Regions from separate parts of the Mus musculus genome. Here regions 2, 3 and 4 are each linked to region 1. Evidence: chromatin loops called from intact Hi-C (ENCODE). Cell type or tissue: left cerebral cortex. All regions are shown on one strand. Each heading gives the region's core, and the rest is flanking DNA. Links, peaks and the distances in the headings are about the cores only. Region 1 has its middle 71 kb from the start of Cartpt. Region 2 has its middle 58 kb from the start of Gm24471. Region 3 has its middle 70 kb from the start of Gm24471. Region 4 has its middle 48 kb from the start of Gm24471.

Region 1 (7,658 bases), core at 2,280-4,779:
AGGAAGAAGTAAGAGATAGGTGTTTGGTACCACCTGAGTAAGGGGCTACAAGCCAGAGAATGCAGAAAAAAAAAACATAAAAGCCAGAAAAGGAGGGAGAAAGATTCTTACCTCGAGTTCCCAGGACAACCAGCTCAACAGACCTTCTCATTAGTTCAGCAGATGCATTTTTTTGGACTCCAGGTCTCTAGGACAGGGACAGAATGGATCTATGCTTCTTAAAGCCACCATGTTTGTGACCATTGGTTATAATAGTAATGGGGAAATGATGCATCCTATAATTCTAAAGCAATCCTAGCTATTTCAACAAAATTGAAATATGTTAATAGCCCCGGTAGGGTCATAGTCTGCCATAGAAATAAAAACATAACTACCAATTTGCAAAAGGAATTATCAGTTGGCCCCTACACATGCAAAGACGTCTCTGTCTTTACTAACCAACTGTCTTAGTCAGGGTTTCTATTCCTGCACAAACATCATGACCAAGAAGCAAGTTGGGGAGGAAAGGGTTTATTCGGCTTACACCTCCATGCTGCTGTTCATTACCAAAGAAGTCAGGACTGGAACTCAAGCAGGTCAGGAAGCAGGAGCTGATGCAGAGGCCATGGAGGGATGCTCTTTACTGGCTTGCCTCACCTGGCTTGCTCAGCCTGCTCTCTTATAGAATCAAGACTACCAACCCAGAGATGGTCCCACCCACAATGGGCCCTTCCCCCTTGATCACTAATTGAGAAAATGCCTTGTAGATGGATCTCATGGAGGTATTTCCTCAACTGAAGCTCCTTTCTCTGTGATAACTTCAGCTGTGTCAAGTTGACACAAAGGTCTGTGAATAACATCTACTCAAAATGGTTCAGTATTTGTGCCCTTTTACACTTTGACCCTGTGCTCTACTTTTAGAAATTGATCTGAACCAAAATTCACAAACGTTTTCAAAGATGTAAATAGAAAAATCTTCATTTCAGTTTTACTTGTACTAATGCAAGATCATGAATAATCAAAATGTCCATAAAGAGGAGATCCATTAAATAAGTTATTGTATGTCCATATGATAAAATCTGTTGCAGGCATTAGAATATGTACATATGGGACTAGACAGATGGCTTAGTAGTTAAGAGCACTGACTGCTCTTCTAGAGGTCCTGAGTTCAATACCCAGCAACCACATGGTGGCTCACAGCCATCTGTAATGGCATCGGATGCCTTCTTCTGGTGTGTCTGAAGACAGCTACAGTGTACTCATATAAATAAAATAAAATAAAATAAAATAAAATAATATGTACATATATACAGAAAAAATGTACAATATATTTAGAATAAATTTGTGTATAAAATAGTGTACATGATATCATATGATTATCCAAATCTATACTTTAAATAAGAATCTATGTTTCGAGTTTTATAATATACTGCTTACATTGGATCCTACAGTAGTTTTCCACTTTTCCCTTGCCATGTGACCTTGCCGTGCACTTGGGTAGGCAGAGTATCCTTTCCATCTCCACTAATCGTGGGTTTGGCCATCTGACTTGTTTGACTAAGGGAACATAGGCAAAAGTGACAATCCGTCAGTCCAAACCAAGCCCTTAAGAGGCATTATGTGGGTCGGTTTCCACGCTTGCATTCCTGCCAACACCACAAGAAAAATATGTCCTTGGAAGCTGCTGACCCAAGAGGAATGCAAGACAAGTGGAATGGAAGGACACCAAGTGAGACTTTCAACCAAGCCGATCAAACCACAGCCTAAGAAAAGACACTTCGGCCAACACACAGACCCATGAGGAGGAGAGGCAAATGTGTGTTATATGCCACTAAATGTTAGCAGCCTTACTATGAAGCGTTACTGTGTCAGAAACTAAGGTGTGCGTTACTTAAATCTGTACTAGTGAGTGAAATCTGAAGAAGAAATTAAAATTACTAGAATATTAACTTTGGCTATCTCTAAGTGATAGGATTTGGTGATATTTGTTATTCTTTGGATAACCCCATCAAAGCCCAGTCCAAATCCAACAACCCAACCTAGCCTCACTCCCACACTCCAGCTCCACACATCCAACTACCTACTCAACATCTACATTCAAGGTCTTGATCTCAACACGCCCACCACTGAGCCACTGATATCTCCCTCCGTAATGCTGTCATACCCATCACTATTGATGGTAACGTCTTTCTCCCTGTTGCTCTATCTAGAAGACTTGGTTCATCTTTTTTCTCTCCTTTTTATAGCCTACATGTCTGCCAGTGATCCTGCCAGCTCTGACCAAGATATTCCAAGATGACAATACCTCTCTTACTTTCTGTCTCCACTACTTCCAACCTGACCCAAGTGTCAGAAACCGCCATCCTCTCTCACTTGGCTTACTGTGTGAGCCTCCTCTTTGGTCTCACTACTTTTCCCCTTCCCCTCAACAATCTAATCCTTGTAGATGCTAGAATAAGATTTTTTAAATGTAAAGCTAGGTTCTCTTGTATCACTGCTGGAAACCCTCCAGCAGGAGACCCTTGTTTTCTGCATGTTCTTGTAGTCATTGCTTCTCTGACCTCATCATTGTGTGCTGTCTCCCTGGCTCACTTGATCCTTGGAAGAGTTTCCTCACCCCAGAGCTGGTGTGCTGGTCCGACTCTGTCTAACATCCTACCCGACTGTATCTAAAGCCTCTCTCTATGCCATCTTTCTAAAGAGATCTACCCTAACCACCCTTTCCAGTTAGACCTCAGCCCCTTCCATATTACCTCGGCTCTCTTTTCTCTTTATTTTGTGCCATTTTTCCCCCACAGGCCTTATGTTCTCCCATATTAGTTGTCTGCTTCACACAATCATTATATTACCATATCACCACCTCCCTTGCTGCTAAAACTTGAGCATCTGAAGGGCAGCTGATTATCCACCTTGTTCTTGTTGAATCTCAACTGCCTTACCCATATCTGATGCACAATAAGCACTTAAACTGGATTCCTGGTATAATGAAGGAATTTATTTATAAAGTTCTTTTCAAATAATTAACATGTATTATTTCAACAGTTAAGAACTTTTTTTTTTCAAGTGATTTGGCATTTTTCTCTTTAATCAACTCTCTTCAGAGCCTGGTTAATCTGACACAAATACTTTCCTCGAACTTGAGTAGGATTAAACCCCTGTAACTCCTAACTTGGCATTCATGCTCAAAGTTGACCTGCAACCCTATATGCCCACCAGCTCTCCAGACACTGAAATCTCATTAGCTGATTTTCTTTCAGCCACTGATTGTTTATTTTCAGTATACAGTCTCTTTTGGCTACTTAAACTGTTAGTCACAAAGAAGAATAGTTTTAATTGGCCTTTCTAATATTCCTAAGCAAGGAACTCTTGTGTCCTCTGAGTTCAATATAGGTTTTACTCTATAGGCCATATAGGTCTCTACTGCAGGCTCCCTTGCAACTAGATTCCACTTTTCCAATAGACCTGGTCTGTTCTGTTGTTCGAACACAAGGCACCAGAGCATAGGCATTTAGCTCTTCTTCCTGCCTTTATCAGCAGTAACTCCAGCAGATTCTCAGTGCCTTGGCAGATTTGCTTAGCGTCATTCTGTCTCCAGCTACACAGGAAACTCTGCAGTAATTACTGGAAACTAAAACCTTTATACAAGCATCTTAGTTATAGTTCCTATTGCTATGATAAAATACCAAAACAAAGTCAGCCTAAGGAGGAAAACGTTTGTTTCAGCTTATTCCTTATAATCCAACATCTAAGGAAGTCAGGGTAGGAACACAAAGAAGGAACCTGGATGCATAAACTCATGCACAGGTCATGGAGGAGTGTTGTTTACAAGCTGGCTCATTTGGGGTTGCTCAGATTGCTTTTTTATAGAAATAGAACCACAAGCCTGTGGCACTGCCCACAGAGAGTTGGGCCCTCTCACATCAATCAGCAACCAAGAAAATGTACCATATGCTTGCCCATAAGCCAATCTGGTGGAGGTATTTTCTCAGTTGAGGTTCCCTCTTCCAAAATGATTCTAGTTTGTGTCAAACTGACATTTAAAAAAAAAATGAGCCAGCACAAGTAACTGTACCGCCCACATCTGTACTAGTTTCTCCAGAGAGGCCCAAAATATAAGTCACAGACAGTATGCTCACAGCTGAGAGGTAGAGACGTCCAGTAGTCAAGCACACAGATTATGAGTCAGACTATGCTTGCTCCAACTCTATTTCTTCATGGCCTGAACAAAGTTAGAGTGTCTCAGCTGACACTCAGATCAGTGAAGTCTACAGAATCACTAACAACTACAGGGTTTTTCTGGGGAACAAATGACTCATGCTTAGTACAAAATAAATCTCTAAGAAGTTTTTTTACGCAAGCTCGGCTGCAGAGTAAGCCCTTTAGTCACTCCCTGTTTGAACAAGATTGGCAGCCCAATGCCCTTCTACCCAGAAAGTGGAAGAGATCCTGATTATACCTGATCTGTAGAACACTCCCTGGTTTTCCATGTTCATCAGTTCACCAACTCTAAACACAATAGTAGCTGTTCACTTTGCATTGTAAGAGTTACTTCCCGGGGCTGGTGAGATGGCTCAGCGGTTAAGAGCACCGACTGCTCTTCCAAAGGTCCTGAGTTCAAATCCCCCGACTGCTCTTCCAAAGGTCCTGAGTTCAAATCCCAGCAACCACATGGTGGCTCACAACCATCCGTAACAAAAATCTGATGCCCTCTTCTAGAGTATCTGAAGACAGCTACAGTGTACACACATATAATAAATAAATAAATCTTTTAAAAAAAGTACTAAAAAAAAGAGTTACTTCCCAGAATTCCAGCAAAGAAACAAACAAGTGGGGACCCATGCCATGCTGCTCTGAAGGGAGCCTGTTTTCTAGCACTTGCGGAGGGAAAACCAGGTAATTTTTGACTCAGTCCAATTAGAAATTGGGCATTTTCAAGTCTAAACATCCGTGATCATTTCCATTCCACACTTCTGCACTCCAAACGTGACTCACCACTGTGATTTGATAAAACTCCACCAAAGTGTACAGATGTGACTAAGACTTGGAACATCTCCCATTTTCATGTGACTTAAAGGTACCAGTGCCAAGCAACTTCTTGAAGAAGAAGAAGAAAAATCAATTTCTAGAACTGCATGACCAAAATTTAGACCATGTGTTTCAAACTGATGGAAACCTCAGGAAATCCTAACTCCACAAAATCTAATCAGGTTTCCAACACTTAACCCAAGTGGTCTCATTTGGATAGGGAGAAAATTCCAGTTCTTGAAGAACTAAATTATGTTCCACATGGATTCATCTGTACCATGAAGAGTCTTTCTTGCCCCATGAGAATTTGTGTTGGGAAGAGAAAGTAGATTCCGAGTCTAAAGTTGGGATTGCTTTGGGAGGAGACCCGAAGGCACAATGAAGCAATTCTACTTAGAAATACCACACTTCAGCTTGCCAATTAAAAAGCACTTCTTTAGACAGTCAATCTTGGAAGAGAGTATATTACAAGAAAATGTATATCTTCTGAATAGATTCCCTCCATCAACTTAAGCTAGGGGATTGAGGCATCCCTCTTGATGACACTGATAAGATGCTTCACCCAGTAAAAGAGCTTACTGCAGAAGTGTGATGACCTCTGCAGAAGTCGGATGCAGAGTCTAATCCTCAGTTCCCATAGAGGATGGACTGACACCAAAAAGTCGTCCTCTGACCTCCACATGCACTGTGGTACCATGTATAACTCATACAGAATAATAATAGTAATAGTCATAATAGCAACAATAACTTAATATTTTTAAGTACTGGGGCTCACTGGAGGAATGAAGAATGTCAATCTAAAACCTAGATTATTGCCCAAATTATTTTATAAAATTCTGTTCGCTATAGCTCTGTACATCTTCTGAATAATGAGGGATTTGAACCAGGGCATCTCCAGGTCAAGATGTCAGATCCAGAAAATAGAAGCTAGCCTCTCACAAAGGCTCTTTGTTGTGTAATACCTTGCCACTGACCCCATGGACTCTTTATAAGTACAATCTTTAGAAATTAGCATTTTATTGATTTTGACACATGCTGTCATTGATGCTCTGTTTTATGTGTTTTAATTAAATGTTATTAGTTGCTGCTGTGTCCTGAGGCCATGTACTGGAGACAAGGGAGGTTTCATAAATCAGACCTGGACTTGTAGTTGGGAGTCCATCAACTCTTCTTACAGGGCCACTGTAATTATTTGCCCCAGATCAATAGAGAAGCTTTGATGTTGTCTACTTCAGAGAAAAGGATTCTTCCTGTTAATCTCCATGTTGTAAATTCACAAAGCCCTTCTGCAAATCTGACCCTCCCTTGATGTAGACCTGAGCTTTCTGTTACGTCTCGGGCAGTTGATGTCACTCATTGCTGCCACCTTACCTGGGGACCTTAGCCTGGTTTCATGATGCTCTATCTTGGAACACAGTTTTTTGTCTGTTTTTTTCTCCTCTCTTGTTTTGGTTTCCCTTATTGCTTACACTGCTCTGTAGCTCTTGGTCCTTGTTAATTCTAAACTCCTTCTAGATGCCATTTTTATTGCCCTCTCTATCCAGCACGTCTGCTTGATGAACAGTTAATGCTCAGTTCATGTTAGCTGAATCTAACTGAAGAGTGTGAGGAATTTGCACATCTCTCAGAAATACCCTAGAGCCAACTGAAATCCACCCCAGAGATGCACCCATCTGGAACATCAAAGACCACAACTAGAAAAAGAAGAGACTGTGGTTATTTTTAAAGCATCACCCTGCATGTCAAGTTCAACCAGTGCTAATGCTTTAAATACAAGTATCTGTTATATATAGCATATTCCTAGAATACTTCAGAGATCAAAATGGAAAAGATCATTTAGTCACTACTCTCTGCTCAAACACAATAAATATTTTTCTTTAAAAATTTTTTATTCATTTTCATTAGCATACAAAGTAATACGTTGTAAAATGTATATGCATCACCCCATTACCATTCCTTGTACTCCTACTGGTCTATTTCCTTCCCAAAATAGTCCCTTCTCTGCTTTTATATCTTAAATATAATAAATAAACACAACACGTGTGTTTGCACACACACAGAGTTAAATCGAGAAGATGCTTATGAGAGAAATCATGTCTTTGTCTTTCCCCATCGTTCTTCTTTGCATCCCTTTACACACACACACACACACACACACACACACACACACACACACACACGCATGCACGCACATGCTTCTGAAAATCATTTGAATCAAGAAACTGAAAGGGGATTGGTAGTTTGAATAAGAATGTCCCCCATAGGCTCATACATTTAAATACTTAGGCAGTGGCACTATTGAAAGGATTAGAAAGTATGGCCTTGTTGAAGCAGGTGTGGTCTTGTAAGAGAAAAATGTCACTGGGCCACTGGGGGTGAGCTTTGAGGTTTCAGAAGCCCAAGCCAGGCCCAGTGGTCCCCTCTTATCCTGCTGCCTATGGATCCAGATATATAATTCTCAGCTCTTTTTCCAGCACCAATGTCTGCCTGCCTACTGTCATGCTTTTCACCAAGATAATAATGAACTAAACCTCTGAAACAGTAAACCAGCCCCAATTATATGCCTTCCTTTATAAGAGTTCCCATCACCATGGTGACTTCACAGCAATAGAACACTGACTAAGACAATGGGTGAGCTGTTTGTGGTGGTACAC
Region 2 (7,658 bases), core at 2,276-4,775, 200 kb before region 1:
ACTTTACCATCTTGCTACTTTTCTATTTATTTGTACTCTCTTTCTCTCAATTCCTTCTTTTTTCTTTCCCTGTCTTCTCTTAGATTGACTGATCATTTTAAAATTATCTCTTTACACTTTATTAATTGGCTTAAAAGAAAACCCAAAAAACCCAAACCCTATGTACAGGCTGGTGGGATGGCTCAGTGGGTTAAGGTGCTTGCTGCTCAAACAGAGGACCAGAATTCAACCTCCAGCTCTCACACAGTGGAAGAAATGAACCAGATCCTGAACGCTGTCCACGCGTGTGCCTACATGTCTATACATCAATCAATCAGAGCAATCAACCAGCCAGAGAAATGTAAACTTAAAAAGCTCTTGTTCTGTGGGGAACTGCAGCTGGTCTCCAGTCGAGCTGAGGTCTGAACCCTGATGGTCATAATTCACCTACATGACTCGGTAAGCGTTCCCTCATGCTCCTGGAACTCTGGCCCCTGCCTAAGTTACCGTCCCCCACAGCCCCACAAGAGAAGCATGGTCAGTAGTCACATAGACAATGGCCCAAGCTTCTGACCTTCAGGCTAAACTCCTCCCCAGTTACCTAGCAACAGTGAAGACCATAAAAAGGGATGTTCAGCCCCACCTCACCCTCTTACTCTCTTATTGCTTACTCTTACCTCTTATCCCTCATCTCGCCCTCTCTCTCCCCTCTCTTTGTCTTCTCTCTCTCCTTTCTCTTTGTCCTCTCCTCTCCTCTCTCCCTCTCTCCCTCTTACTCTTTCTCTCTAGCCACCCCCCTCTCTCTCCCTGCTCTCTTTCTCCCTGCATTTCTATAATAAAGCTCTTAAACCATAGAGAGTCTCTGTTCCATCAAGGCTGCGTGCACTCTTGCAGGTGTTGGGAACCTCTTCCCTCATCCCTCTCTCCTATAACCCTGGGGCTTTAGCAAGGTAGCTCCGGGGTCCCCAGGCAGGGCTGCCCCTTGGCCACCCCCTGAAGAGTAGGATAGAGGAATGCCCACCCAGGGATGAGTGGAAAGGGTAGGTAACAGCCCTCCCACGCCTGACTGACCAGAGAATAGGGAAACTCTGGCGGGGCACAGGTCTCTTTTCCCCTCCCCTTTTTCCCCCCGGGTCCCCTTTTCTTGTTACAACATTGTTCTACGTTGTTATTGGCTACTGTAGGGAACACATTGTCAGCTCAGTTTATTTTGAATTAATGTTCTTTCACCTCTTATTGCAGTGAAGTTTCTTACAATAGACTGGGCTGATGAGGTGGCTCGGTAGGAACAGGCACTTGCCATTGAGCCTGACAACCTGAGTTTGGTCCCCAGATCCACACCATGGAAGAAGAGAACCAACCCCTCAACTATTGTCCTCTGACCTCCATATATGTGCAGCAGCAGAAACGTTCCCCCATGGAAGCAATAAATGAATAAACGAATAAGTTTTAAAATGTAAATGTAAAACTAATATTTTACAAAAGATATGGGGGAGGATTTACTATGGGAGCATCTATGGAGGATAAAGGTTGAGAGAACATGAGGAAGAGGAGACACCCTCAGGCTGAAGTGCAGGCTTGACATCTGCAACAGGAGAGAGGCAAGAAAAGTTTGCCCAGAGCTTCTCGGATCGCAGCAGAGCTCTAAGTCAGTCTTGATTAAGCTGAAAGAGCCATTGAGCAAGGGTTGTAGATTGAATGTGTTTGGCATTGGGCCAAAATGGACTTCTTGTGGCCCTTCCCATGATGCTTAGCTGATGGCTGGCAGCAGCCCAGGGGAGCTATAACTAGACAGGAAGCTATGGTGAACACAGAGGAGTGGTGATTAGAAGATGTCCATCAACTGCTTCCCACAGTAGCCTCTTTTACAAGGACAGCCACGGAGTGCACCTCCAAGGCGGCCATCACACCTACTACGCTGTACAGAGACAGTTTTCTGTGTGTGTTCCAGAAGAAGCTACAGGCCCCTTTCTATAAGAGAAAACAGAAGGTAGGGCTTAATTAAGGGGAAATGACAGCCAGTAGCTGTAGGTGCTAACAGACGGCATGTCGTATATCCATCCTATCCATCCTTTGTGGGGCACGTGGAACCGCCCTACCAGACAGGCATAAGAACTGGTGAAGTGGGAATGCTCACACCCTACAAATCTCAGAGATCTGAGATTGGTGGAGTGGAACTGCCCCTACCCAGCCTTCAATGCCTGCTCTGGAACACATAACCACAGCCACCAATTGAGAGGGCCGCAGGCATTCAGTCATGTATCATAGTGTTCTTCTCCATGCTATCGAGGTATCTAGATAGCTTTAGCTTCCAACCAATGACCTTCCCTTCTTGGATATTCTCATACCCTTTACCCTCGTTTGCCCTGAATAAAGTGTATGTGTTCACATTCACCCCCCAATAAAGAAATATGAATAAGCAAAGATTGTCTCAGTGACCTGCTTCACTGGAGATCACCATGGGGAAGGGCTTCACCTAAAAGAGCGGCAACATTGACACCAAGACTCCTGAAGAAGGCCTTTTCTCTTTTCCTGCCCCTCCACTACTTGGCACATGCTCCCAATCACATCAGATCCTGCTCCTCCTGGGTTCAGCTTCCCCCTTCTTGCCTGGTGTGCAGATGCCCCGTGGAGAAACATGGACCATGCACCCCTGTTTCTGAATTCCTCTCCAGGCATAAATCAGTGTCACCTGAGTATCCAGAGAGGAGACTGGGAACCACAACATTCATCCCAGATCCTGCTTTCCCCTTCTGGTCTGGCATGTAGTGGCTGGCGTCTGACACCCTGAAGGGAAAAGTGGGCTGCAGACTCCATCATCTCCTCTTTGTGCCAGTGAATTGGTGATGTCCAGACACTGCTGGTGAAGCGAGGCAGAACCTGGGACCCAACAATGAACCCACGCTACCACAATTCTTCACTCTCTATCTTAGTTTTCTTTTTCTCAGCTAACCTTTTTGCACGAGATGGTAATTTGCCTCTTGAGGTGGTTAACCCATTACTGAGGAGTAGAGTTTTCAAGCCAAGTTCAGTACATATGTCCATCCACGTCGAAGGCTGACTTCCAGGAGGTGCTAAGTGAATCAGCTGGCTTCCACAGTGCTCTCCTCATGCGTGAATATGAGAGAACAGCTCCACATTCTTATTAGTTAGTTGCTTCTTCAAGATAATGGTTCCTTTTCCTACAAGTCTATGGTCACTACGGCAACAGCCACAACTTAGGGTTAGTGGGACATCTGCGCTGTGTCTAATAAGACAGCGCTGTGCTGATGTGGTGCTCTGTTGTAGCATGTGAAGCACCAGATTTGTCCACCCATCATGGTATCAAGTGGTAAATGGAGCCACTTTATTTTTTCACCCTTCAGTTTTCATTAGCTAGTCTTCCATATGGTCCTATATAGGTCTCTGATTTAGTGTAGACACAGCGGTGTAAGGAGCAGTACCCATGGGGCTCAACCTTGTGCAACCTTGACTCTAAGCTAATTCAGGTATGATGTCATTAGGTCTCCCCCATGCTTTGAGGGAATGTGACTGGATGTGTTGTACCATCTGAGCTTGCAACCATACAGCTCTTACTAGGAAGTGGGTTCCCTAACAGCTGTGCTATGTGGGTCCCCAAACTCCTGTCAAGCCTTCCAAAACCATATAGTCATTCCTCTGAATCATGGGGCTGACTGAAGCTAGGCAGCCAGGAGATGTACGCCCATAACAGAATAGACATGAAGGAAGTTACTGTCCCTGTCAAGATGGGAGAATCTCAAAGGGAAAAACCTTCCATCAAGTGACCAGTTGGTCTCTTCTATTAATGCTACTGTGTAAGGCTTATAAACATCACTGGCTGGTGTTGGCTTATATATTGGGAGGCAGCAGTAGTAGTTAGACTGGTCTCATCCAGTAGGTGTCCATGCTGTGATTTTAGCAGTGCTGTCAGTAGCCATTCCTGTGTCCTATGAGGCCACTGTATGCTGAACACTTCCTAATGTGGCAAGTGACATTGCCAGTGATTGCCATGGTCAAGGACCCATTTCCACCAATTGTTTTCTGTGAAATGGGTTATGAGAACAAATGCTCCCACCTCTGCCACCATGGCAACTGTGTTTATGTACTCACGTTTCTAGTGAGGAGGGACAGATAATGTCAACTAACTGAATCATTTTGTTTACATTGTTATTCAATGGTCCTTCTGTTGAATGCTTCCTGGAGAGTGTTGAAACATGATACAAATACTTCATACATTGTTCTCAATCCAGTGTATCCATCCACGAGTCTCTACCCTATTCAGTCTTGTCTCTGTCCTTGTATTTAAAACGTTTATAGCTTACATATTATGATGTAAGAAAGCATATGTAACATTTACTATAAGAATATCTATGTGTATGCTATACGAACATATATCTATGCATACTTATCAAAAGCTATTGTGGGGAGCCGCCCTCACATTCGCCGTTGCAAGATGGCGCTGACATCCTGTGTTCTAAGTGGTAAACAAATAATCTGCGCATGTGCCAAGGGTAGTTCTCCACCCCATGTGCTCTGCCTTCCCAGTGACGACAACTTGGCCAATGGGCTGCAGCCAATCAGGGAGTGACACGTCCTAGGCGGAGGATAATTCTCCTTAAAAGGGACGGGGTTTCGCCATTCTCTCTCTTGCTCTGGCTCTTGCTCTCTTGCACTCTTGCGCTCTGGCTCCTAAAGATGTAAGCAATAGAGCTCTTGCTCTCTTGCTCTCTGGCTCCTGAAGATGTAAGCAATAAAGCTTTGCCGCAGAAGATTCCGGTTTGCTGCGTTCTTCCTGGCCGGTCGCGAATGCGTGTAAGAAGCTATTCCTTCCATTCAAAGTAAATGAATAAAGTTATCACTTACTAAGACAGTTTTTTTCCTGCATTAAGGTTGTCCCTAAAGATTTATGTGCTATAGCCCCATTTCCAGGTAGCTCCCTTGCCCTCATACTGAACAAACCCAGCTATACACCAAGTAAGCCTTCCTCCTGCTTCTTCAGCCAACGTCCTCATTGTAGCCACTGGTAGGAGCTGAGAGATGGATGCTGCAACCCTATAGAATGAGATAATCAACTCGGGCCCTCTAGCTCTACATATGTATGGAGCTGCAACATTCCCATCTTAGACCTCACCTGGGCCTGTCCAACTCTGTAGCTGGACATAATGGATCTTTGTAGCTGCAGAGGGTCATTGAGTTCTTAGATAAACCCATGGACAAATGAATGACAGATAAACAAAACTCCCAAACAAATCACTCTGTGCCAGATTGTATACAAGCTCATGCATGTGTTGCCTTTCAACAGGAGTGGGATTCTTGGCTATGGGCCTGGCATGGTGACAGGAGCCCACAGGGAAATGCTACGAATCCTCAGAGAATTCACTGTTGCTATTGATTCCTACTTGATCAGATGGTCCAAAAGATGCCTTCTAATAAGGAAGGCTTTCCATAGCATACTTCCAAAAACCTCTCCAGCTCTCTGGGTTTTCTCATTTCACAGGCACCCTGAGGTCTCCTGTGCACATGTCTAGATGTGTGTACTGGCTAGTTTTGTGTCAACTTGACACAGCTGGAGTTATCACAGAGAAAAGAGCTTCAGTTGAGGAAATGCCTCCATGAGATCCAGCTGTAAGGCATTTTCTCAATTAGTGATCAAGGGGGAAAGGCCTCTTGTGGGTGGGACCATCTCTGGGTTGGTAGTCTTGGGTTCTATAAGAGAGCAGGCTGAGCAAGCCAGGGAAAGCAAGCCAGTAAAGAACATCCCTCCATGGCCTCTGCATCAGCTCATGCTCCTTGACCTGCTTGAGTTCTGTACTGGCTAGTTTTGTGTCAACTTGACACAGCTGGAGTTACCACAGAGAAAGGAGCTTCAGTTGAGGAAATGCCTCCATGAGATCCAACTGTAAGGCATTTTCTCAATTAGTGATCAAGGGGGGAAGGCCCCTTGTGGGTGGGACCATCTCTGGGCTGGTAGTCTTGGTTTTATAAGAGAGCAGGCTGAGCAAGCCATGAGAGGCAAGCCAGTAAAGAACATCCCTCCATGGCCTCTGCATCGGCTCCTGCTTTCTAACTTACTTGAGTTCCAGTCCTGACTTCCTTGGTGATGAACAGCAGTATGGAAGTGTAAGCCGAATAAACCCTTTCCTCCCCAACTTGCTTCTTGGTCATGATGTTTGTGCAGGAATAGAAACCCTGACTAAGACAAGTTCCATTTCTGACTTCTTTCAGTGATGAACAGCAATGTGGAAATGTAAGCTGAATAAACTCTTTCCTCCCCAACTGCTTCTTGGTCATGATGTTTGCGCAGGACTAGAAACCCTGGCTAAGACAATGTGTTCCCCTATTATGACCTTCTGTGGGATTCGCATGAGCGTGCTTGCACGGATCTATCACCAGGGGATGTTTTCTCTACTCTGGAGTTGCTAGACAAGCTCTCGAAATTTTATTCATGTGGTGTGCACAGCTATAAGTTATTGTAATGATTTTGGCACACTCACCTCTTACAGGTTTCCCCTCCTAGTGTCATAGCAATGGAGTTAGAATTTCAACATTTGGGCAGGGGAAGCACAAGCATTTAGTCCGTATTTCGTACTCAGACCAAGCAGTCCATCAGGCCCTAGGATGGTGGAGGTGTCAGTGGTGGGTAAAGATTCAGAATTACATAGCTAATGTATCAGAATACAGTCTCATTATTAGTTATTTACTACACCACACTATGCATGGCATGTGTGTTTTTTGAATTTAATTATAGCGGAGATATAAACAATTTCACATTGTACTCGAGACAATTATTTCCCATTTAGTCTAGACCAAAAAACAAAACCAAAACAAACAAACAAAAAACAAATGCCAATAAAAACAGCTAGTCTCACCACTTCAAAAATTGCTCATAAGACAAATCACACACTTGCTACTATGTATTAGTATACGGTCTAGATTTCGATCCAAAATCACTAGACAAACAAACAAGTAGGAAATTGTAACCAAGATTCAAGGAAAAAAAATGAAGAAAATAAAAACTTAATCCACCTGGGCACAGATGTTAAACTGAGCAATGCTGAGAGAGCAGGTTTCTTTAAATGAACATTTGCACAAGTAAAGGAAATATGCTGCTAATAATGAATGAAATATATATGTGTGTGTATAAATACGTATATATATGTATATGTATATGTATATGTATATGTATATATATATATATATATATATATACATACTCTAATACTGAAATGTCTTAAAAATAAAGCACCTAATTATTTTTATTTTTTAATTTTACTTTTTTGAGACAGGGTTTTGCCATGTAGCCTAGCCTCACCCTCCTCAGTACTAGGACTATAGATGTGTCCCACATAATGGCCCTGACAGTCTTAAATCAACACCTAACTTCCCACTGAATCTTCACAAACCAGGCTTCTGTTGTCCACGTTGCTCTCACGAGTCTCCAAGGTCATGGAGCTTTAAGCATTCAACGACTCTTCCAGCATAAAGTTTCAAATTCTTTTCACAATGCTCCCCAAAACAATCTGGTCATGTCTGTCAAAGCAATACCCAACTCCTGGTACCACCTTCTCTCTTAATTAGGTTTTTATTTCTGTGATAAATTACCACTGAGCAAAACAACTTGGGGAAGAACGTTTATTACAGTTTTTAAGTCCTGGTTGAGAGAAGCCAAGGCAGGAATA
Region 3 (7,658 bases), core at 2,483-4,982, 67 kb before region 1:
TCTCTTGTGTCAAGCTGTGTTCATCTTGGAGCTGAGGAAATGGCTTAGTTGGTTGGTGAAGTGACCTGCAAGTTTGAAAATGTGAGTCTGGGTTCCCCAGTACCCATGAAAAAGCATGGCATGGTACTGTGTACCTACAATCAGCACTGCAGGGCCAGACCAGAAGGTGTCTGGAGCTCACTGGCCAACATGTGGAGCCAGTCACGGAGCTCTAGGCTCAATGAGAGACCTTGTCTCAAAAAATAAAGTGGGAAGCAACCAAAGAAGACACATGAAGTTAAAGGAATTCCAAAGGTCACACTGACGACTAAGCAAACAAGATTCTTCAAAGGTAAATCAAGTCACACCACGCTGGCTCAGGAATAATGCAGGAGTAACAAGGGAGCGAGAGAAAGAAAGCAGCAGTGTCCTAGTGAAGACAACAGACTTGAGTAATGGTGGCCAACTGGTAGCTATCTCAGAAATGTTCATCTTAAACTCTAATATCATCCCACACCTCTTGGTAATTTCCAAATGGATGAAATCTTTAATAAAAACCAATCAATCAAAGGTAATAGATGAATAGGCTGAAATATTTCATAATTTCACAGAACATGAAGTTCGAAAATAAAACTGATAAATCCACCTCTATAACGAAAGGAAATTTTAAAGCCTCCACTTAAAAAAATTAAGTCCTCATATAATTAAAATAAACCACAAAGGACAAACTAGAAGATATAACTCATTGCAGACAGTAATGATAACCTTGTTAGTATGTAAAAAGCCCCGGAGAAGGTAAGAAAAAGACCCATAACTCACTCGCAAAGCAGAGAAATGTTATAAAGACAATGCAAAGAATAAATAAATCGCTCTTAATATGTTTAAAGTGCTCTTTTGCACGCAGAATGAGATGCATGCAAATTAAACTACTCTAAAAGCCATTTTTTTCACCATAAAATTGGCAACCTTCCCAAATCTGATATCCTGTTGCCAGGGCTGTGGGAGACGGACGCTCTCGTACCTTGCTGGCGGGAGTATAAATGTGCATGGCCCATATGGACAGTAATTTAGCAATAGCTACCAAAGCTGCAGATGGATGTGCTCTGGGATGCAGTAATTCCACTTTGGGGAATTCTCTCTACAGACATATTTGCATATCCACAGAACAGTGAGCATACCATTTATTAATTGCAACAGTGCAATCAAGATGGGAGGGAACCTGGATACTCGCTGAAAGGAGCTAGTTTAACTCAGTGCAGCATTTTGTAATAACACCTTTTTTTTAAGTTACTAAAGATGTATTTGTGTGTGTGTGTGTGTGTGTGTGTGTGTGTGTGTGTGTGTGTGGTGTTTACAGCCAGTTGTGAGCTGCCTTACATGGGATGTGGCAACAAACCTCTGTTCCCTGCAACAGCCACCGATGCTCTTGACTGCAGAGCCATTTCCTCATCACCCGAAGACAGTGATTCTTTCTATGTTACTCAGGAATATCTGATTATTACCAAAATATCATAAGTGAATAAAGTCAGGAACAAGATGATGTATAGCTTTGTAATGTTTATATTACCACGAGGGTAAGCAATTTTGTATCTTGCTTACATTTACTTTGTGTTTATTTTCAGAAATCTCTGGGAAGGCAAATAAAAGACTGAAAGTGGTAGTTAGCTAGCTAACCTGAGAACTGGGAACATGAATGCCCCCTTTTTTCACTATAAGCTTTTCATATATACATATATATTTGTGAATGTAAAACAATTTGAGTTTTAGAAAAATTTAAAGCAAAATATCATATGAATCCTTGTGTGGCTTAAATGCACTGCTTTTCTATGTCATTACTAGGTCTACCACTTAGAATGGTTTTGAACATAGCTGCTAAAAGAGTTACAGCTTATTATCCCATAAACAAAGCATCCCCAAATCAAATTGTTCTGGATTGGAATAGCCTCTGCAGTTTCAGACATCACAAAGAGGCAGACAAAGCACTGGAGATGGACAGAAGCTCCTCAACAGACATTCTCCTCCATCCACGGGGTCAGTAGCACCTGACGTGTCTGTACCTGAGCCGCAGTAGGGACTGGCTTGTGATTGCAGTAGGTCAGAAACTCTACCTAAGGAGTAATATGGAGCAGAGTGCAGTCGTCAGGAAGTGTTACATCCAATCACAGATGAGGAAGTGGGATACAGAGAAGTTCAATGACTTGCCAGAGGTCACAGTTAGTAAGACCTGAAGCTGAGGTTCACAAAGTCAGCGATCCCAGGAAGCGCCTAGGGTTTTACAATCCAACTTCAATGTTGGCAGGAGGTTGAGTCCTTCAGCAAGGAAGAAGGAGGTGTCCTGGTTGTTTTTATGCCCAATTTGGCACAACCAGAAATCACCTGGATGGATAGTGTCAGTTGAAGGATTGCCCAGATCAGAATGGCCCGTGACCACACCTGTGGGGTACTGTTGTAACTGTTGATTGGTAGAGAAATGGTATGCTACTCAATACTCTGAGCAGTGCCAGAGTCCCAGGTGGCCCTGGGTTGTATAATAAAACTGACTGACAAGAGTCAGAGGGAGTGGGCCACTAAGCAACGATTCTTCATTTCCTGCTAGAGTTTGGTGATGAACTATGACCTGGAATGTAAGCCAAATAATGTCCCCCCACCCATCCCCCCAAGTTGCTTTAGGTGGCATTGTTCACCATGGAAACAGGAAAGCTAAGATCAGTAAGATTGGCTATTGGATGTGTAACCAGAAGTGCCTCCCTTAGAACTAAATGGTCCAAGCTGCAGCTATCAACTAGCAAAGAGCAAGCTATCACTGATGGACACTGGCTGTTTGTACACACTTCTCCATGTCCTTGCTAGACCTGTGTCTCAGTTGTCAAGTATAAGAAAAAAACTGATCAATACCTGAGACCTTTCTGCAGGCAAAGGCAGGAGAAACTCAACCTAGAGAAAACTAAACTGGTAATGACCATACCTATCAGGGACATTGTCATGAGGGCCAAGAAATGGACATGGTTCCTTCCATGGACAACACTACAACAGGCATCTAGAGATCTTGAAGACCTCAGGCTGCTCACGGGGCTGCCACATACCATGGTTCTCCTGTAGGCTATGGCTTTCTGCCCAGAAGAACTGGTCCTAGAGTTACAGGTCTTAGCATTTCACGCTCTGGCAATCAGGGAGTCTCTGGTGTGTGGGAAAACCATCCAAGCCTGAACTGCCCAGACAAATCCCACAGCCAGCGTGCACTGCTGCTGATAAGATTATGCTGAGCATTTCCTATTTCAGTCTCCCATCCTCTCTGTGCCTCACTCGATACTTGAAAACCTTCACTTGCTAAAGCTGTCTGAAGCATTCAAGAAAGAGAGAGAGAGAGCAAGAGAGAGAGTGCTTAAATAAAAGCTTCTACCCTCTAGGACTTGACTTCGTAACAGCCATCTCTTTCTTCCTGTGCTAAAAAGACTGGGCTCTCCCCGCAGCATCAATCCAGGAGTTTCTTCATACATTTGTCTGTTCATTGAGTCAGAGGTGCAGTGAGTCAGTTTTCACACCTCTCAGGCACGTTGCCCAGGGAGAGGGGTGGATATATTCTTAGCTGGAGCGCTCTTTGCTCAGGCTTATGTAAATCCCACGGAGGTAGGTGTCTCTAGACTGTGAAAAAGAGGAGACCAGGGTGAGAAGAGTTGGCAAGCGAAGGGGGCCCCTGAATAGTGAGCCAGTCTCCCTGTGGACCAGGCTCACTGCCTGAACATCTGAATAGAGCCACGGAGAATGTCTGCCTCCACTCGGAGTGGAGGAGGCGCAGGGATGTGGAATTCCTAGCCAGATTTCTTACCTTGGAGCTCCAGAACAGTTGGTTTGTGAGCTCCACATTTTCTTCTGACCCTGAAGCAAGGATTGTGGTCAAGTCAAGGAATGATAATGAAATCTGATTATGATGACACCCAAGCACTGAAAGAATAAGGTGGGGCTGGTGAGATGGCTCAGTGGGTAAGAGCACCCGACTGCTCTTCCGAAGGTCCAGAGTTCAAATCCCAGCAACCACATGGTGGCTCACAACCATCCGTAACGAGATCTGACTCCCTCTTCTGGTGTGTCTGAAGACAGCTACAATGTACTTACATATAATAATAAATAAATATTTAAAAAAAAAAAAAAAGAATAAGGTGGAGTGTTTCTTGCTGGCCACCACTTATAAATTTCTATAGAAAGACCATCATCATTGTCAACACACAATGCCAAGAAAAACAGTTATTTATTTCTTCAGTGCAAACAGGCCAACCGTTTTCACATTCTGAAAAGCCCCCTTCAGACTTCACATTTATCTCTGGGGCCCATCAACATTGGCCAACTCACGTCACTTCTCCATGTCCCTGTGGCCATCTTGAGTGAAAAGGTAGATCTAGAAGTTCTGGGCTTCAGAAGAAGACATTGATTCTCTGAGGGTCAAAGCTCTCCCTGGCCCACCCTTGCCTATGGCTTCAGAATCCTTTCTTCTCTAGCTGGCCCTGTCCATCAATGAGTGGAAATGTAAGGCTTCCTCAGAAAAGGTTGCAGCAATGTGCCACCTCTGGGCTTTAAGGCAGTTGGTGAATTATTTATAATGTCTTGAATGACAAAATAAATTCCCCCTCCCAGACGTCTAACCTGAATCCATAGATTCAGCATGTGCATCTGCTACAGTAATAAGAGGGCCTTTTAAGGTGGAATGCAGCTATCAATCCGTGCCTTAAAATGGAAAATTACCCTAGATTCTCTAATTATGAACATTTTTCAAAGCAGAGAACTTCCTCTAGTTAGAGGCCTGAGAGATTCGGCAGGAATGTAAAGTCAGAGGTTGGAAGCACGAGAGGGCGTTCATTGTTGTTGCGGGAGGGGCTACATGGAAAGCTTGACCTGGAAAGGGGAGACTTTAAGACCAAAGTCTTAGCAAGCCGAGAGTCTGCAGCCATCAAGAAACTGAAAAGGTCAGCTCAGGAACTTGGGGAAGGTCATGAAACACTTGCCCCTCTGAGGCTAATGATCATTTCTCAGAAAACAGGGCAGAACCAACCAGCTGGATGGAACACATTCCAGGACTCTGTGTTGTTCACCTTCAGACAATGGAAGTCCTTGTCACCTCATTCCCTAAAGACCAATCAGTTTAAAGGGTGCACTGTTTGGCCAATCATATTGTGCCTAGTTGCTGATGCTCTATTCTGCCCCTGGAAACCATATGAAAACTCACCGAAAGGGTGTTGGGGGGTGTCACCTCTCCTTCAGGTCTGGGATGACCCCAGTGCACTGGAACAATAAATTCCTCTTGCTTTTTGCATCGATTCCAGCTCCACGTGTTTCACTCCAAGGGGTCCCCGGTAAGCTAAGGCTCCCCAGAGTCTTACAAAACTAGGAACCCAAGTCACAAAGAAATAAACTCAGCCAAGAGCCTGGATTCTCTAAGAAACAGAGCAGCTCCAGAGCTCCCAGAAAGAAAATACTGCCTGCCCACATCAGAGAGACACCACAGAGGATCCGTCTATGATGCTGTGACCAGACTTCTGACTTACAGAACGGAGAGGAAATTACTTGGAGCTGGTTTAAATCACTAAATTTGTGGAGCAGCAAGAGAAAATGGATGCACAGATGTCCCTGACAACCGCATTCCATTAGCACGAGAAGCTCATCGTTCAGGGACATCTCTTGCATCTGGTCTCAGAATGGCAGAGTCTGGCCTGCAGAGGTGCACTGTTTCTGGTCCCTGGGCTCTGTTTCTCTTCCAGCAATCAGTATATTTGAAAAATAGAACAAAGCAAAGCCTGTAGGGAAAGAGGAAGAAAGGGAAAATAGGCAGGAAAGGCAGGGGAGGGACAGGTATGATGAAAGCGTTTCCGGTGTTGCATCGGCATCTGACCTTGACAAAACCCTCTTCAGAATGAAGAAGTCAGGCCTCTGCCTGGCCATATGGAAGAATAGGGGCCAGGAATGCCCTGGGATTATTTTAATCCATGCCCTGGGACCATTTTTAATCCAGCAATCGAAATATCTGTAGAGAACATCCTGTGAGCTGCCCCTTGGCTGTGAAATGCTAATGAGCCAAGCTGGCTGCCAAGCACTGTGCGAGGCCCAGGTGGTGCAGGAGAGGGCAGGCTCCAGGGGCTCCAGTGTCTCTCTCAATTCCACAGAGGAGAGGAGGCCCGAGCTTTAGATGCTTCCCCTCTCCTCTTACCCCCCCCCACTTCCTTCTCACTTCTCTTTCACATCCCAAAGTGCATCCTGAAAGCAACCCCTCCCTCTCTATCTCCCTTCAACCTTGTGACATAAGATTACACCATTAACTTTTATTCTGTATAAACAGAAAAAAGAATGAAGCCAGGATTTAAGGGTTCACCCAAAAGTCATTGTCCCCCAGTTCTGAAGTCCTCTTGGGTGTACACAGAGACATTTGCCTACCCCTCCCACCCAGCCTCCAACACCTTCTAGCAAGCTCCTGTTTCCAGCCCTGGCTCCAAGGCAGCAGACACTAGGAGAGCAGAGGCGACCACAGATGATCCACCCATCATGAAGAAACACTTTTTGTGGTTAACAGAGCCTTGGGCAACTACCAACCCCACCCTCGCAAGAGCCTATGGCTTCTCCCATCTTGTAAAATCATGATAATGAATAAATTCATTCTCCAGATGACACAAGTACCCAGCAGGGACCTGCACTTTCACTTTAAAAATGGAAGACTTGGGAATGGTAGATCCTGTCTGGGCTTCGGTGGGCGGCTTGTCCATGGACCTCACAGAGGAAACAGTAACGCAGTAGGGATTTGAGAGCTAAAGGAAGTTTGTTTTCCTAGTGGCTCCCCTGTCCATTTCATCCATCCACTTTGTAACCGGTACCGTGTCCGTAGATTGTTCACCCTGCTTTACTCTCTAAACTCTATCTCGGCACCAACTCTATCATCTGGAGAGTGCTATGTAAAGTATAGCCCTGGTTAAAGGGCCTCCCTCCTCACAATCAGCTAAAGGAGGAGAAAGCCACCCACTACCAAGTCTTCAGCAGTAGGCTAGAAGCAGAGGTATGAGCAACAGAAGGAATCAGAAAACTTTAACCTGGGCTCTGCCGTCCAGTCCCATCTGCAAAAAGCATACCCCTTAGCTTCAATTCGTCTTTCAGGATCCACTGAGTCCCATTTCTGCCCCACAGAGACACTGCCATCAGCCGTGCTGATCTCCAGGCTGGGCCTTCTGATGAAATTTTACTCCTGAGGCTGGAAAGAGGAGCCTCACCTAGCACAGGGTAAACCCTTTCCTTAATGAAATCACTTTTCATCGAGGATGCCATCTGCTGAAAATTACTATTGTGCAGAACACAGTCTGTGGCGCTGTTAATCCTGATTTCCCCCTTTCTTCCAAACCTCATTACATGCATGTGTAAGATTCTTCAAGAAGAAAATTTAACAATTGAGTTCCTGCCGCACCAAACACAATAGTATACTATTTACCACCACTGTGCCCAAAGCATAAGCAGCAGACATGAGGAATTCATCTGACCCTCATATCAAACCTCTGAGAAAGAGTCTCTTCTTGTCATCATCTTACACACAAGGACACGGAGGTAAGTGGTTACCCAGAGCCTTAGTTTTTATGTAACAAATCTCTGCTTCAAACCCTGAGCACAGGGGTTGGCTGAAATCTGAACCACTGTGCTCTCAAGACTCCCCG
Region 4 (7,658 bases), core at 1,807-4,306, 90 kb before region 1:
GCTCTCTCCCTGGTAGCCCAGGCTGGTCTTGAACACCCAGGCTTCCTGTCTCTGCCTCCTGAGTTCTGGGATTATAGGCATGTGACACCATGCCTGACAACACGGTTCCTTTTCAGTCACTCTGCCATTGATCCTCAGTGAATGTAGATTGCCCAGGGTTCTGTGGTCCTCTCTCTTCTTGCCTTTCTCTTTTCATTCTCCCAAGTAGCTCACTCCCCCAGTTTTCCCAAAGTTCTACTTCTACCTAGACTTGTCACTTGGTGAGACTTAGTGAGAAGTCAGTGGTTCCTCCTACAAATCCGTCACCCTTCCTGGGTAACAAACACCCAGGACATGGAAACCTCCTTCAACCTCAGCTTCATCACGTTTGACCTAGCACAGGCTGCCATTGTGTCTCTTCCTCAGTGTTGACTTGCCTGCTTCCTTGTCATGACCTCCACTTAATTGCAGGGCTTCATTGTGATCCCCAGTTGCTCTCTTACTTCAGGGAGTCTTGCCTCCCTCAGCCTGGCTTCTCCCCCAAGGCTGGAAGAAGCTTCCAAACTCTGAGTCTCTGATTGCCCCTCTTCTGCTTTAAACTCTCTGAACCCAAACTCATGGCCATGACTGATAGGATTCTCTATCCACATTCCCTCCTACGGGCATCATTTCTTTCACTCTCTGCCCCCTTTTGTGTTCTGTGCTCTAAATCTATTAAAACAGATTGCAGTTCCCATAGCCTGCCAAATTCTCTACCCTGAAACAGCTTTGTACTCGATGTTCCCTCGACTCAGAAAGCTTTCCCTCTCACCCCTTTATGCTTCAGGCTTCAATTCTGATAAATTAGCTTATAAGAAGAATTCCCTCTGCCCCAGTCCTGAGTACAGAGTGTCCTCTGGGCAGCCATCCTTCCCTTTCATTCTCATGGCCACCAGAGCCCTGCTCTATGATATCACATGGACCAGACCTCAGGGGACCAAAGACAAGCTTTTCATCATCTTTGTAGTTGTAGTGTGCCTCATACTTCCATGAAACTTGGCTATAGAAGATGCTCAATGGATCTCATGCTGACAGGGCCCTCCTCTAACTCCAGCACAATGGAAAGTGCAAGCGTAAGTATGGTGACGTCATTCTTGACATCAGCATGAGCTACAGAAGATTCTATCTCAAAGGACAAAAATTCAACAGTGGAAAAAGCCCTGCTAATTAAGGTTGAAGTTTCCCAGTGTCTGTATAGCCTTCAGGGCTCAATATAAAATGGAGGTCTCCCTTTACTATCAGGGGCCTCTTCTCTGACCTTCACCCATAACACCTCTACCTGCAGAGTGTCCTATAACCTTAGTTTAGATTGCAGGTTAAGCTTCCTTTCTCCCAGTAAGAACCTGTTCAGGTAACACCTGAGATTTCCTGAAATGCCTCACTATGCTAACGAGGCATCTCGATACCTTAAGCTTTCAGCCAATGACATTTGCCCACCTTGGATATTCCTACCCCCTTAACCCAAAACTATATAACCTTGAATCACTTCAAGTAAAGTTGATCTGCCTCCCCACAGCTAGTCCCGGGGTGTCTTCATTACTATACATGCTCACAGGACTTCTGGCACCCCCTCCTCCCATCCACGATCTCTGTTCCATTTGCCCGCATGGGCCAATATTGGCCAACAATGCCCCCCATGGGCAGGGAGGTCACACTCAATGAAAGAATGGGTGGAGAGGAGTGAGTGGATAGGACGATGCAAGTGAATATGCAAATAATTGAAAACTGGGTTGCAATTGGAGTCATTAAGGAAGTTGTCTGACCACTCCCAATTACTCCTGGAATGGAAATAATATTCATGCAAAATGGTCCCAGAGAACCTCAGCTAAACAAAATTCTGCATGCGACCAGGAGAGAGCATACTGCACGAACAGTAGGTATGTTCAGGTTGGTGTGAAAAATTCAGCAAATGGTGGCTTCTGGGTGAAGCTGTTTCTGTATTCATATTCAAAAAAGAAGCAGAAGGCCTAAGTTTTTAACCAACTCATACTCCAGACCAAGGAGCAGAATCTCTAACAAGAGTCGTCTAAAAATACCTAAGAACTTGCTTTGTTGGTGGTGGTTTAGTTGTTTGGTTGTTTGGTGGCTTAGGTTTTTTGAACTAGACTCTCATGTAACCCAAACTGGTCTACAACTGGCTGTGTTACCAAGGATGGATGAACTTGACCTGATTTTCCTGCTGTCTCCCAAGTGCTGATCAGGGGTACGGTGCCATGCCCAGCTTTAAGCAACCTATTTTGACAAGAACAAACAAAGCCATGATTAGTCAATATTTTGAGAAACAAAAAGGTGTTCAAAATTAAAAGTCAAGATCTCTGCTGAGACCTGGATGCTAAGGAAACTCACAAGCTGCAAACACAACCATGGGAATGACAGTCCAGATCCTACTGGCTCAGGCATTGTGCCTCCTCTTCCAGAACTTAACCTTGACTGTGACACACATCCCCATGCTTCCTCTTTCATCTCATCCTGATGACAGCCCTTGGAGGAAGGTGTGCGAGGGAGCCCAAGAGTTTTATCCCATAAGCAGATAAAGAAAATGAGTGGATACAAAGGAGGAGATCATGAACTGAGAAGCTGACGCCAGGTCCCTGTTCACTGCTCTAGCTTGGAGCAACTCAGAAAAGCTGCCAGAGGCAACCACTGGAGGCTAGAGGAAGAAGACAGACTCTGCAGCTCCCTACAGGGCTGAGTGTGAAAGCTCTCCCTCCTCTTTTCCTCTTCTGCTCATGACCAGTCATCTGCCCTGGGAAACTTCATTTCTAGAGCCATGAGGACCAGTCTTAGTATTAGGTCTTTCCATCTGCTGTTACCTGGGTCTGGAAGACTTTCCATGAGGAGTTGTGTCTAACTTCTGGCTTCTGTTCCAACACTAGCTCACAACACCCTCTGGCACACTTGTGATAAGTTGCCCAACACTTACCACCCACACTCTTTGCACACCACCTCCTCATTTTGTGTCTGAAGGATGAGTCAGAAAGGGAATACGTTGGGCTTCTGAAAATCTCACTTGCTATAGTGTTCAATGTTCCTCAAAAGCCCATGGCAGTCCCCAGCCCATGGCACCATTGGAAGGTAGTGGGGCCTGGCAAGAGGGTGCTCCATCACTGGGGCATGTGCTTAAAGGGGACTGCAGGACCTCAGTTTCTTCTTTTTTGTGCCATAAAGTAAAGAACTTTGCCACATGCTGCCCTCACCATCTGCTGCTTCACCCATGGCAGGTCCCGAAGGAAAGAGGCCAAACAACCATGAGTGAGTCTTCCCAGACTGTGGGCCAGAGCAAACCTGTTTCCTCTTTCTGAGCTGTTTGTTTTCTCCAGCCACAGAAAGCTAAGTCACCACACAGCTCTCACATTCTATCATCTGCAACTGGATATTTTCTTAGGATTTTATGTTTAAAGAAACTGACACTGATCTCTCTGCCGAGAGAGTCTTGCCTGACAGCAGTGGTGTGCCTCTGTATCACAAGGAAACCCTTTTCCAATCTCTATGGTTGTACGGTGCTCCTGTTGACACTGTGAGGACAGCAGCTGTAGTTGTGCTAGGAGCATTGGTTGCCCTCTCAGAAGCTGTTTTCTTCTTGCTTTATTTCAAAACAAACAAACAAACAAACAAACAAATAAACAAACAAGCTACCCTTCCAGATAATTAGAAACTCTGTAATAAACATAGGTGGTGAACTCAGAGACATAGGGCTGGTCAAGATGCTAAAAATAATTGCATCCCAAACCCTAACCAAGATGTCCTGTAGCGGTTTGCATATGCTTGGCCTATAGAAATTGGCACTATTAGGAGGTAAGGCATTATTGGAGGAGCTGTGGCCTTGTTAGAGGAGGTGTGTCACTGTGGGGGTGGAGTTTGAGGTCTCTATATTCAATCTCTGCCCAGTGAGGAAGTGAGCCTCCTCCTAGCTGCCTGTGGAAGCCAGTCTTCTCCTGGCTACCTTCAGATCAAGATATAGAACTCTTGGCTCTTCCAATACCATGTCTGCCTTCATGCTGCCTTGCTTCTTGCCATGATTAAATCTCATGCCATGAGTTAATGGACTAAATCTCTGAGACTATAAGCCAGAACCAATCAAACGTTTTCCTTTATAAGAGTTGCCTTGGTCATGGTATCTCCTCACAGCAATAAAACCCAAACTAAGACGCCTCTAAAGTTTGAGGCTCTCATGGGAGATGAAGCAGAAAGAAAATGTAAGTGCAGGAGGATAACAAACGGGGCTGTGAAACGGTGCTCTCCTGGGAACGACCTCACAGCATCGGTGGGGACTTGCAACGGGTCTCAATAAGTCTAGGCCCTATCATCAGAGAATCATGGATCAGAAAGGGGCTCATAGGGCCCTACTCTTCTCTGCTGAGCTATTAGAAACAGCTGGATTTTGAGGGTAATCACTGTCTTCAGTTCTGAAGGAGTCCATGAACCTACAGTGAATGTTTCCAAAGCTATGCTCACATAACTCAATGGGTCCCCGAACAAACAACAAAGCAAGGAGCAAATGTAGTAAAGGGACTTGTGGGGAGGAGCATGGATGATGGGGTGGAAGAGAGAGTGAGGGTGTGGGGAGGAGGATGGATGACGGCGTGGAAGAAAGAGTGAGGGTTACGGTAATCAGGATATCCTCTTTGAAACTATCAGAGAACAAACACAATAAGTGTTATTTAAACAATAGCTGGGTTCGAGTTTTTCTATGGGGTTTTTTATTTTGTTGTTTGTTTGTTTCTGGTTTCTTATGAAAAGGCTACCTTTTTCAACCCCTTTACTTCTAGAATAGTCATGTGACTATGTACCAGTCAATGGAATATGAATGGAGTAATGAACCCCCAAATTGTATCCTGAGAAGAAAGGGAGCAGGGGACGTATCCACATCCCCATCCTTTCCTCTCTTATCTTAATGTAAAGCCGAAGATGTGGTAATCCACCTTCGACCTTGCTGACCACCCCCCCAGACCTACAATAGAGCAGCAAGGTAGAAGGACCCCGGATTCCTAACACCAGACAGCTGCCAGTCCAACCCTAGACTATTCACCTCCAGATTGTTATATGAGAAAGAAATTAGATTCTCTCTTGCTTAAGCCATGATCATCTGATTCCCTGTAATAGCAGCCAACCTGTAACCTAATAGAATCTGAAATTACCATATTTATTTGTTTATTGTATATTGTTTTCTATTGCCCCCAGAATGCAAGTTCTAAAAGGGCAGGGACCTTGGTATACAACACAGATACAGCAAGCAATAAGAATGAATCAGACCATTCAGATTCGCTGCTGTGTGACTGGAGATACAAAAGCAGAAGTGAATTGTGTGTTTTCATTGACTGAGCTCCTGCCCAGGCTGTGCTTGCTCCCAGCCATTGCTCCCAGGTAGTAGGACCCCATCAATAGATCTCTAAGAACTCACTGCCTTGATCTTAAAGTAAAGTTTTCCTGGCTTTTTCTCAGTGCTTTGAACACTGAGCTAAGTTTGAGAATGCCTTTGAACCAACGCCAGAATTGAGAGTCTTCTGGGATGTCACATGGCATCTGGTCCTTCTTTAGGTCATCACCATGGTGCTCTGTTTCTCCCCTTTCATGGCGAAATATCCAAACATGAAAACCCAGATTATCAACTATGCAATCTGCCCAGAAAGGCACTCTGAGGGCTGACTTGGGGTGATGTATGACCCTGAGTTTAAAAAAAAAAAATCTACCTTGGTTTAGAGTTGTTGCCATCTGATAGAAATATATACTGGAGCGCTGTTATAATCTTAAATTTTATGGCTGCCACATCACATTTAAAAAGCAAATAAACAGAACTAGAAGATTTTATGTTAAATGAAATAAGCCAACCATGGAAAAGATAAACATTGCACTTCCTTATTCATATGTGGATACTAGAAAAAAAAAAAATCCTGACCTTTTGGAAGAAGAAAGTCAAATGGTGGCCACAGAAGGCAGGAAAGGGGTGGGGGAGGGGCAGAGGAAGACTACAGGATAACTAGCTACAGTTAGACCCAGACAACAGCACCAGAGGTAACCATGGTTACAACAGCGTATGCATTTTACACAGGACTAAAAGAAAGCATTGCACAGGCTCCAAATGCAAAGAAATGGTAAATGAAGCTAGAAATGCTAATTATCCCTATTTGACCGTGCTATGTGTGTGTCAGTTTACTGCACTGTACTCCATGGTTATGTATAATTATTGTATCTCAATTAAAAACTTCAAGCTTTTTTACAAAATCAGAATGAAATCTTTGAAACCAATTGTAATAATATTATTTTCTGTTTGGGAATTTCATTCAATCGCCTTGAAAATAACAAAAATGATCTCCTTGCATCTGTTTTCCATTCTAAATATTTTGTACTTAACAACTCAGAGCAACCATGTTTCCAGTACTTACGGACCAGGAGTAAGTTCTAAATGTCTGCTAGACACATGTAAGTTCAAATACCAAGTATGCTGAAGTTCATTACGCGGCTGGTAGGTATCATACTGGAGAGTATAAGTCTAGAGGAAAAGGTAGAGCTCACCACTGTCTACTCATGGACCAGTTCAATACAGTGCTCAAGGCTGGCACCAGTCTCCATGAGAGTCTGACCTTTGGTTTCCTCCACTACTGAATGGGGCTGATTACACCAATATCACAGTGTTTGGAGACATTACAGAACTAATACAAGAGAAAATGTGTTAAGTCTCTCTCTCTCTCTCTCTCTCTCTCTCTCTCTCTGTGTGTGTGTGTGTGTGTGTGTGTGTGTGTGTGTGTGTATCCTACAGAAATACCTGCACCCCCCACAAATGTGTATAAACTGTCAGTTCCAAAACTGCAAGCAAGTTCTAGCACTTGCTCTCTGCTATTCCTCCCCAGTAAGAACAGTTATTTTGCACCAATGGACAGGTCCTATTTGCCTCTGCCTCTCTGTCCTTGCACTCAAAGCTGGGAGAACGCTAGGGTGGGAGATCTCAGCTGTAGCGTGTTGTATAATCCATGAGCAAATAGGTTTGACACAGCTCCTCCTGAAAGACTAAACTGAAGTCCAAAGCAGTAACAGGGCCATGTCTTTGTTTTCTACACTATAGGAATGGCTCTTCTCTCTTAAGTGACGTGCGAGACCAAGAAAGCAAACTAATAGGTCCAGCCCTTTGGACATCGTTGCCTAAGAGTCAGAACCAGACCCTGTGCGTGAGCAGCACACCCACCAGCACGCACTGTGTCCACACCCATTCAGGTCTGCATACATGCTTGTGTGCAGCTGCTAAATTCAGGTCCCCATAGTGCCTTGCTTGCAACCAGACCGTTAACCCCAAAACCTTTCAAAAATATGAAGCAGAACCCAGCTCTCCTCCCACAAACAAAACCACAGCTGAGGGGCAGCGGCAAATTCCTGCCTAAGGACACATATCTCCTGGCTGATTAAATAAACAAAGCTTAATTAAATTAAAGCAGGATCAGAACCTGCCTATGCTATGCTGGCCCAGCAGAGTCCCTTATGACTCATTTCCATAAATGAATGATTGTCTGCCTGCTTTGGGTTATATCCTGAAGAGACAGGGACCCTGACTGGGATAGGGGCCTCTTGCTGGCAATGGCAGTCAGAGGAGAGCAGTTATGGGTATTTTTACTTTGAGGACCAGGAGAGTGTGGAAGCTCTAATTTGTA

Evidence for each region. A loop is a pair of places that touch in the nucleus more often than their neighbours do. Peaks named below come from ENCODE experiments on the same cell type or tissue, not always from the same donor. Only the 100,000 strongest peaks of a DNase experiment are listed, where the experiment ranks them.
Region 2: a loop joins it to region 1, with 3 times the contacts of the local background. A loop is called at or near these places in 2 of 42 quality-filtered maps.
Region 3: a loop joins it to region 1, with 12 times the contacts of the local background. A loop is called at or near these places in 5 of 42 quality-filtered maps.
Region 4: a loop joins it to region 1, with 12 times the contacts of the local background. A loop is called at or near these places in 3 of 42 quality-filtered maps.

What each region holds. Positions count from the first base shown.
Region 1 is chr13:99,826,139-99,833,796 of GRCm38, forward strand. No RefSeq gene overlaps it. Among named protein-coding and RNA genes, the nearest start is that of Cartpt, 71 kb to the right of the region's middle. In left cerebral cortex, for the core only: no CTCF peak of the experiment used is centred there; DNase peaks (open chromatin) are centred at 3,572 and 4,105; H3K27ac peaks cover 559 bases.
Region 2 is chr13:99,631,131-99,638,788 of GRCm38, forward strand. No RefSeq gene overlaps it. Among named protein-coding and RNA genes, the nearest start is that of Gm24471, 58 kb to the right of the region's middle. In left cerebral cortex, for the core only: no CTCF peak of the experiment used is centred there; a DNase peak (open chromatin) is centred at 3,605.
Region 3 is chr13:99,758,454-99,766,111 of GRCm38, forward strand. No RefSeq gene overlaps it. Among named protein-coding and RNA genes, the nearest start is that of Gm24471, 70 kb to the left of the region's middle. In left cerebral cortex, for the core only: no CTCF peak of the experiment used is centred there; a DNase peak (open chromatin) is centred at 3,582; H3K27ac peaks cover 496 bases.
Region 4 is chr13:99,736,653-99,744,310 of GRCm38, forward strand. No RefSeq gene overlaps it. Among named protein-coding and RNA genes, the nearest start is that of Gm24471, 48 kb to the left of the region's middle. In left cerebral cortex, for the core only: no CTCF peak of the experiment used is centred there; a DNase peak (open chromatin) is centred at 2,931; H3K27ac peaks cover 696 bases.